Linked DNA regions of Homo sapiens: region 1 is linked to region 2. Evidence: read pairs that join two places in POLR2A ChIA-PET (ENCODE). Cell type or tissue: A673. All regions are shown on one strand. Each heading gives the region's core, and the rest is flanking DNA. Links, peaks and the distances in the headings are about the cores only.

Region 1 (4,398 bases), core at 128-4,127, 850 kb before region 2:
ACCTCTTTTAAGAGTCCTTCAAAGGCAGTCGGTTCTTGAACAATCAGTGTTTACTTTTTTAAAAACTTCAACTTTTTTTTTTTTTGAGACAGAGTACTATCAGATATTTGTATTGTTTCTAGTTAACTAACATCTGAGAAGTAACAGTGACATGCAGTGGCATGGATTTGCTAATGTGCAATTAGCAGAGGCAAAACCACCTCCCAGTAAGTGACCTACCTAGCTTAATAAGAGGTGTGGGTGATACTAATAATTGAACCTGACATGCTTGAGACAAAATGTGCTAGTGCCTCATCCAAAGCTTGGTTAACCTTTATTTCTTTGGTTTTCTTGAGATTTTCTTCTTGAAAGAGTAGTATTAATGCCTCCACCTCTACCACTTCAATGGAACTCCCCACTGTTCTAAACAGTCCCTCTCAAAAATACCACCCCGTTACTTCTCACTTTCACTGAACCCCTTAAAAACCATCAATACTACAAAATTTCACAACCCAAAGAATTATTTCTTACTTCCACCTGCTGAAGTAAATGAAAATGCTGGCCATTTTCTTATTCTGAAACTCTTATCCTTTTGCATCCATTTCCTACCACTATCTTTTCTTAGTTCTGATTTAGGTTCCTTTTCTTCTATTTTTAAAATCACATCATCGTCCTTCTTTTCACTGGCTATCTCATTAGCTAACATGGTTACAGCTTTCTATTGTATGCTGATAACACTAGCACTGTCTTTTCTCTTGAATTCCACATGGGTATTTGTGTTATATTTTCTTTTTCTTCTATTCAGTATCAAAGAGTCTGATATGTGCCAGACACCAGGTATAGAATTATGGTGAGGAATAAAAGACACTCCTTACCTTTGACAGGCTTACAGTGGTAGAGAAAACAGACCAGTAAACAGGTAATTATAATATAGTGCTTGTTATAACAGAGGTGTGTAAAGGGTGTTATGAGAATACACAGCAGGGCTCTACTATATGCGTCCTATGGTCATCTCAAAACCAATTCCTTGCAAAACTAAACCATTTAATCCCCACGCGTCAGCAGATTCTTCTTTCTAGATTCTCTATCCTGGTTAACAGCCACAGATTCAAAACAACATCAAAAAAAAAAAAAAAAAAAAAAGAAAGAAAAAGAAAAAGAAAAAAAAGACACCAAACCAAAACAAATCTTGACTCCTCCTTTTCTCACCCTCCCTTGGAATAATGGATTTTAGTTCTAAAACATATCCCAAATATATTCCTTCTTCACTATCCCTCATGTCATTGACTTGTATTTTATTCTCTTTCAACCTGGCTATAACAAGTGTTTCATTCTAGACTCTTCCTAGTCATTGATTATTTAGCCCCCAAAGTTAATTTCTAAAACTTAGATCTGATCATATATCCCATACCTCCCCTTTCCTCAAAACTATTTATTGCTCCTGACTGAAAATACAATAAAATCCAAAATCCTTGTATTATTTAGTTCTTCAAAATCTGGAGCCAATTTCCATTCTAGTCTTATCTTCTTCTGTCACACCATACTATATACACAAATATGTCATGCATTTTAATGCTTTCAAGCCTTTTCATATGCTGCTTGCTCAGCTGGGAATGTGTTTTTGTTTCCGCAATCAGCCTTTCTCCACCAACAGCAACCTAGTGGATACAATCAAGTATTCAACCTCCCCCTTTCCCTTCTGCAGTGTTATTGTCTTCTAGGGCTCCTCAGGCTTTTTGTTTTTTAGTTCATCACAGAATTATAGCATTTACCACACAGTAAAATAATATCAACACTTTTTTTTTTTCCTTTTTTTTTTTTTTTTTTGAGACAGAGTCTTGCTTTGTCACCCAGGCTGGATGCAGTGGTATGATCTTGGCTCACTGCAACCTCTGCCTCCAGAGTTCAAGCGATTCTCCTGCCTCAGCCTCCTGAATAGCTGGGATTACAGGCATGCACCACCACGCCCAGCTAATTTTTGTTTTTGTTTTGTTATTGTTGTTTTTGAGATGGAGTTTCACTCTTGTTGCCCAGGTTGGAGTGCAATGGCATGATCTCAGCTCACTGTAACCTCCGCCTCCCAGGTTCAAGCGATTTTCCTGCCTCAGGCTCCCAAGTAGCTGGGAATTACAGGTGCCCGCCACCACGCCTGGCTAATTTTTATATTTTTAGCACAGACGGGGTTTCGCCATGTTGGCCAGGCTGGTCTCAAACTCCTGACCTCGGGTAATCCACCCACCTAGGCCTCCCAAAGTGCTGGGATTACAGGTGTGAGCCACCGCAGCCAGCCGTAATTTTTGTATTTTTAGTAGAGATGAAGTTTCACCATGTTGACCAAGCTGGTCTCAAACTCCTGACCTCAAATGATCCACCTGCCTCAGCCTCCCCAAGTGCTGGGATTACAAGCGTGAGCCACCGCACCTAGCCCAACGCTTCTTTTCTACTCCGCTATATTGATCAATCCATTCATTCCAGAAGCAATTACTGAGTATAAACCACCATGTCAAATGCTGGGAGTATAACGGGCACAAAGAGTCCCCCAAACTACTTGTGGACAGGGGTCTTATGTTTTACTCGTAGTAATTTCATTTCCTTACTTACGGGCAGTGTTCAATAAATTTGGTTGGTTGAATATACTTCATGGCTGTTTAACTAGTAGGGTCTAAGTAATATGAGGAAAACAAATGACAAACATGCTACTCTACATGCATGTACTGGGGATGTGGACATGGATGAAGACTAAACTCTTCATCAAATCCCCAACTGTCATGATCAAAAAACAGTTAACACAGTCACAAAAAATATACCTTGGGTTCCCTTTGGACCAAACACTAACCACTTCCCTCCCAATCCCCATCATTTTTGTTGCTCAACCAGTGAAAAAATGGGTACAGCTTTAGGGAATCTTAAGCAAGATGACTAAATCATCTTGCTAAATCAAAAGAGAAAACAATACTTATTACTTCTTGAGTGTCAATTATATGCCCAACATGGTACGAACAAGTTTTACTTGCATTATTACTAATCTTCACACCTTGCCAGATGGGTATTAAGTTCATATGACAGACAAACTAAGGCTTGGGCAGGCTGAGTAACTCGCTTAAGTTCAGAGAGAAAATTGTGGAACTTGATCCAAACCCAAGTATCTAGGTGTCTCTGTTCTTTTCTGGATTGCATCTCTCTCCCTCTCGATGTCCCTATCTCCATCCTCTCCCAATTCCAATCCATCCTCTATGCTGCTCCCAGTTGTACCCTTCTAAAACACAAATCTGGTGAGTTTACTCTCTGTTTAGAAAAAGAACAAGACAGGATGCAACAAAAGAATCAAGTCTGAAAGATGCTGTAGCAGGATAATTCCTGTGGGTTTGTAGCTCTTTAAAATTAAACAAGCAGGGTACAAAGAAGCTATAAAAAATCACATTGCATTAGTTTCAGTTTGTGTGTGTGTGTGTGTGTGTGTGTGTGTGTGTGTGTGTGTTTTCCTGGCTCTGAACTTTGTTTCACTGCACTGGTTTTCACATGAATTTCACACAGCCTATCCCTGGAAAGGGTGGGACAAATCAAACAAAACTCAATGGAACACCATCCCTTCTTTATAAAAATAAATTCCTTTCCACCACTACTAACTGCTAAACAATAGATGTCTTTGTTTTCATTCTGACTCTGAATTTTGAGACTATTTCTTTGAATTATTTTAGTGAGCTAAGAGAATCATAATAATTTAAGCTTTCTGATTAATTTCAGGTTACGTTAAAAAACCAAAACCAAAACCAAAAGAATCAAAACAATCATCTTGGGCCTACCTGCACTTAAAGGCAAGAAAAACTAGCTTATCTAAAACTCACGCTTAGGCAAATTTGAGCCTACCGTAACTGTGACAATTTACTTCTTTAAACTATTAAATCACTTTTAGTTCAATTCTACATTAACTAAAAAAGATATCGGAATTAAACAAATACAGGAAATTGTAAAACAAAATAAAACTTTAAAACATCTTTTTTATAAGTTGTAATCTTTTTGCATTGTGATTAAGTAATAACACAAACATTACCATCTTAGCCACGGAAGTGTACAATTTTGTGTCATTAAATACATTTACATTGTCATGCAACCATCACCATCATCTATCCTTGGAACATTTCCTTTCTTAACTCTGTGCCCATTAACACTAATTCCCTATTCTCTTCCTCCTCCAAAAACCACTATTCTACTTTCCATCTCTAAGAAATTGACTACTCTAGGTGTATCATATAAGCAGTGGAATTACACAATATTTATCATTTCATAACTGGTTTATTTCATTTAGTATAAGTCTTCAAGGTTTATTCATATTGTAGCATGTGTCACAATTTCCCTAAGGCTGAATAATATTTCAATGTATGTATGCCACATTTATCCTTCAATAAAAGTAAGTTTCAA
Region 2 (4,398 bases), core at 139-4,138:
TTTTATTTCTCAACGTGCAGAGCTTTATTTCTGAAATAGAAATCTGACCAGTCAGTCCTCTGCTAAAAACCCTCCTAGGGACCCCTGAAGCTATGGGAAGGAGCTTGTTTTGTTTTTGTCACCAGGCTGGAGTGCAGTGGCACGATCTCTGTCACCCAGGCTGGAATGCAGTGGCACGATCTCCACTTACTGCAACCTCTGCCTTCTGGGTTCAAGCAAGTCTTATGCCTCAGTCTACTGAGTAGCTGCGACTACAGACATGTACCACCACGCTGGCTAATTTTTGTACTTTTAGTAGAGATGGGATTTCGCCATGTTGGCCAGGCTGGTCTCGAACTCCTGACCTCAAGTGATCTGCCTGTCTCGGCCTCCCAAAGTGCTGGGATTATAGGTGTGAGCCACTGTGCCGGCAGTGAAGGGGCTTGTTCTGACCCTGAGCTTGCCAGCCTCTGCATGTCTTTACCACACCCCTCCTGCCCACACCCAGCACCCCCTTACGTTCCCTAGTTCACCTGTCAGGGCCTTTCCCTGAGTGATCGGTTCTGCCAGGCGCCCTGCTCTTGTCCCTGTCCCCTCTTCTGGGACGTCCCTCCTTGACTTCCACGCACAGCATGGACACATGGGTGTGCAGAAGTGGAAAGGGGTACTCGGTGCACAGATATCATATGGCATTTTGCAAGCCATGAAGCAGGGCCCCACCCCAGTGGGCTGTTGGTCACTGTGGGTCCCACTGTCTGCTGTTGTGTTTGAAAATAGCCTCTGGCCTTATGCCTCTCCACCTAAGCACATAATGTATGACGTGGGTTCTTAAAACTTGGAATCAGTTAAAATGTATCTTATTTTAAACAAAACTAATCCATGCTATTAGAAGTCAGGAAAGCAATTACCCTAGGGTGGGGCTTCCAGGGTGCTGGGGATGTTCTGATTTTTGATCTGGGTGTTGGTTTCTTCGGTCTTTTCAGTTTATGAAAATCCATCGAAGTTTTCTGTGTGTATATTACCCTCCAATAAAAATGTCAAAACTGTTTTGTTTCGGTAATTTCCTCTTTCACCCCTATATCCCTTGACATACCTGTAGATACAGAACTGTAAAACCTAAGGCAACAATGCCCAGGCTAAATAATTCATAATCCAATTCCATAAGTGCCATTTACTCTGTGCTGGGCCCTGTGCTGGGGGCCCAGGGGACTGAATCAACCACAGCCCAGTCCTCCAGAAACTCCTGGTCTGTGGGGATGGGGAAATGCAGCCTAGCATGGGGTGGAGAGGTCATAAAAGCAGATCCAAGAGGAGGGGATGTCACTGCTTTCTAGAGAATCATAAAGCCAAGAGGGACATAGGGGCATAACAGAGATCAACAGGTTACTTGAGGGTTTGGTATATGCCGGCCGTTTCTGTTCTAAATGCTTTTCCATGTGGTGGCTAACTTAATCCTCAAAGTAACAGGAACACCGGGAGGTAGGTACTATCATTTTCACCTTTTCACAGTGAGGAAAGAATCACAGAAGAGCCAGGTAACCTATCTAAGTATAATCAGCCAGAAAGTGGGAGAGATAAGACTTGAACCCAGGCTGTCAGCTTCAGAACTCAACTCGTGCTCAGCCTCCAGGCTAAACTGTGCTGTGGGGAAAATAATGTTCAGTTAAATGCCCAAATACACAACGAGGCTCGACATACAGATGTGCTCCATGAACAATGGCTACTACTGACAATAAGAAAGAAACAACCTATTAGAGAAAAAGTTAACCTGAAACTGAACATGACGCCTTTTGCTCATTCATTAAGATCGGCCACGCCGCCTTCCGGGAACTGGATGCCCCCGGGAGCTCAGCCATACCCTAAGAAAAGGAGATTTTGTAGCTGGGCCTGAAGGATAAACTGAGCGGATTGGGTCAGGTGAGCTGTGAGGGAGGGTGCACCCAGCAGAGAGAGCAATAGTGGCAAAAGCCCAGAGGTGCAAAAATGTGTGTGTTTGCAAGCTTAGCTGGGCAGAGCTCGCGATTCAGAGGCGCTTCAGCCTTCTCCCTCTTAAAAACTGGACCTCGGGCGCCACCTGGTGGCGACCTCTGATACTAATAGGGCAGAAACAACCAGCTGGGGCAAAAGTTCCCCACACCCTTCTCTCCTGGACCATTTGTTCCTCCTGTCTCTTTCCCCACAAATGGATTTGCTGTAAAATGGACTTTTACAGCTGTTAACGTCAATTTAAAAATTTAAAAAGTCAATTGACTTTGACAGCTGTAAAAGTCCATTTTACAGCAAGTCCATCTGGGGGAAAGAGACAAGGTGTTGGGATGTGGATGGGATGGGAGTGGTGAAGACATGGTGAGGTCAGTGTCAAAACAAGCCCCTTCCCGGCCGATCGCAGTGTCTCACGCCTGTAATCCTAGCACTTTGGGAGGTCGAGATGGGTGGATCATTTGAGGTCAGGAGTTTGAGACCAACCTGGCCAACATGGCGAAGCCCTGTCTCTATTAAAAGTACAAAAATTAACCCGTGTGGTGGGGAGTGCCTGTAGTCCCAGCTACTCGGGAGACTGAAGCATGAGAATCGCTTGAACCCAGAAGGCAGAGGTTGCAGTAAGTGGAGATCGTGTCACTGCACTCCAGCCTAGGCAACAGGGTGAGACCCTGTCTCAAAAACAAAAACAAAACAAGCTCTTTCCCATATAGCTTCAGGGGTCCCCAGGAGGGTTTTAAACAGAGGACTGACATGGTCAGACTTCTATTAGAGAAAGAACACTCTGAGCATTGAGAAATAACAACTAAGGTAAAATTTTAATTTAAAAGTACATTGATTTTCCAGTTATTAAGGCAACGCGTGCTCATTGTAGAAAATGTGGAAATTATAGAAAAGAATAAAGAAGAAAATAAGTCACCCTTAATTCCATCACCCAGAATAACCACTACTAATATTTTGGCATATCTGCCTCCAGTGTTTTTCCCTGCATATAATTTTCACAGAGCTGAGGATTAAACTCGCTGGTGTTTAAATGTATGTTGAGTATTTTTGTGGACAAAGTCTTGGTGTGTGAATAAGTGTGGGTGTTGGGAGCTGGTGCTGGTGTCAGACCACTCTGAGTTTGAATCCTGTCTTTGCCTTTACTAGCTGTGACTTGGGCAAGCGCCTTCTCTTCTCGGAGTAGTAGCCATTTCCTTCACCATCTGTAAAATGTGATTAACAATGGGACCCATCCCAGAGCTGGTTTACAGATTAAATGACATGATGTATGCAAAATGCTTAGGACAGTGCCTGTCGCAGAGAGGTTACTCACCAGTAACAGATTACTACCTAAAGCTTTGTCTTTCCGACTCTTATCAGCAGTCTCTAGAAATGAGATTGATTTCAAGGTTCAAGGATATGAAGAGCCACAAGGTTGTTACGGTTTGCCAAAACTGAGTGGAAAATTTTAAGCAAGATCTCGTGTCTCCGGCACCACAGCTGTTCTCATTTGTCTCTATATTCTTCCAGGCCCTGTTTACGCAGAGCACTTTTTAAGCATTGTAATTGCAATGCTTGCACCAGTTCCCTTAATGTTACATCATCAACATTTTCCTAAGCGGCTGAAGCTGTCATTGACAGCGTTTGCTATCATTCACTTAACCATTTTTTAATTGTTGACTATCTGGGCAGTCTAATTTTTCATTCATTCATTCATTCATTCATTCATTCATTCATTCAACAGTTCCAGAATGCCTACTCTGTGCCAGGCACTGAACTAGGCACTAGGATATTGTGGTCAGCAAGAACAACACACCCTTTATATTCTGGCACCCAGACTCTGGCTGGCAAGACAGGCTATAACAAGTAAACAAACAAGTAACACTCCAACTGTAAACTATGGTGAGTGCTGGGAAGGAAAAGGAGAGAACTCCCGGAGAACTTTATTTTCACATTTGTGTATTTTTTGGAAGTAATCCTAGTCCTGAAATCTAACCTGCTTTTGCTTCTTAGCAGACACAGCTAAAGCTTTTCTTGAAGAAGTCTCATGTGGGTTTGGATTTTCCACTAACACATTTTAGAATTTCCTGAGAAGTCAAGGGTGCCATGGTATTCAAAGACCTGACAGTCGGGCTCAAGTGGGCCTTGTTTCCTTTCTTTTCTCCCTTGCTCAGAGGCTTGTATTTCAACTGGTCCAGTCTGCTCCCTGCCCTCTTGAAGAAGCAGATGATTATCCCCTTCTTAAATCTTGCTTCACCTTTTCTTCATCTTCCCTCTCAGTACAGGGCCTCCATGAGCCCTGGGAGTCTTTAAGCCAATGGGCAAAAGCACCCCCATCCCATGGCCAAAGCCATGATGGGTGAGGCTTTGCACACATTGGATTTCAACGCCCGCAAGGCCTCTTGCATGACTGCAGCAGCCCTATCCATAGCTCTTCAGTGACCACCCCACCTAGCT

What was found. Peaks named below come from ENCODE experiments on the same cell type or tissue, not always from the same donor. Only the 100,000 strongest peaks of a DNase experiment are listed, where the experiment ranks them.
Region 1: POLR2A ChIA-PET joins it to region 2 with 14 read pairs; 2 of 35 experiments call an interaction of 5 or more read pairs at or near these places.

Annotation. Positions count from the first base shown.
Region 1 is chr9:122,947,102-122,951,499 of GRCh38, reverse strand. The region is part of intron 1 of RABGAP1 (RAB GTPase activating protein 1); the gene reads right to left. Among named protein-coding and RNA genes, the nearest start is that of RABGAP1, 8.3 kb to the right of the region's middle. In A673, for the core only: no CTCF peak of the experiment used is centred there; no DNase peak of the experiment used is centred there; H3K4me3 peaks cover 480 bases; H3K27ac peaks cover 686 bases.
Region 2 is chr9:122,097,124-122,101,521 of GRCh38, reverse strand. No RefSeq gene overlaps it. Among named protein-coding and RNA genes, the nearest start is that of TTLL11, 6.0 kb to the right of the region's middle. In A673, for the core only: a CTCF peak has its summit at 2,060 (motif pointing left); a DNase peak (open chromatin) is centred at 2,031.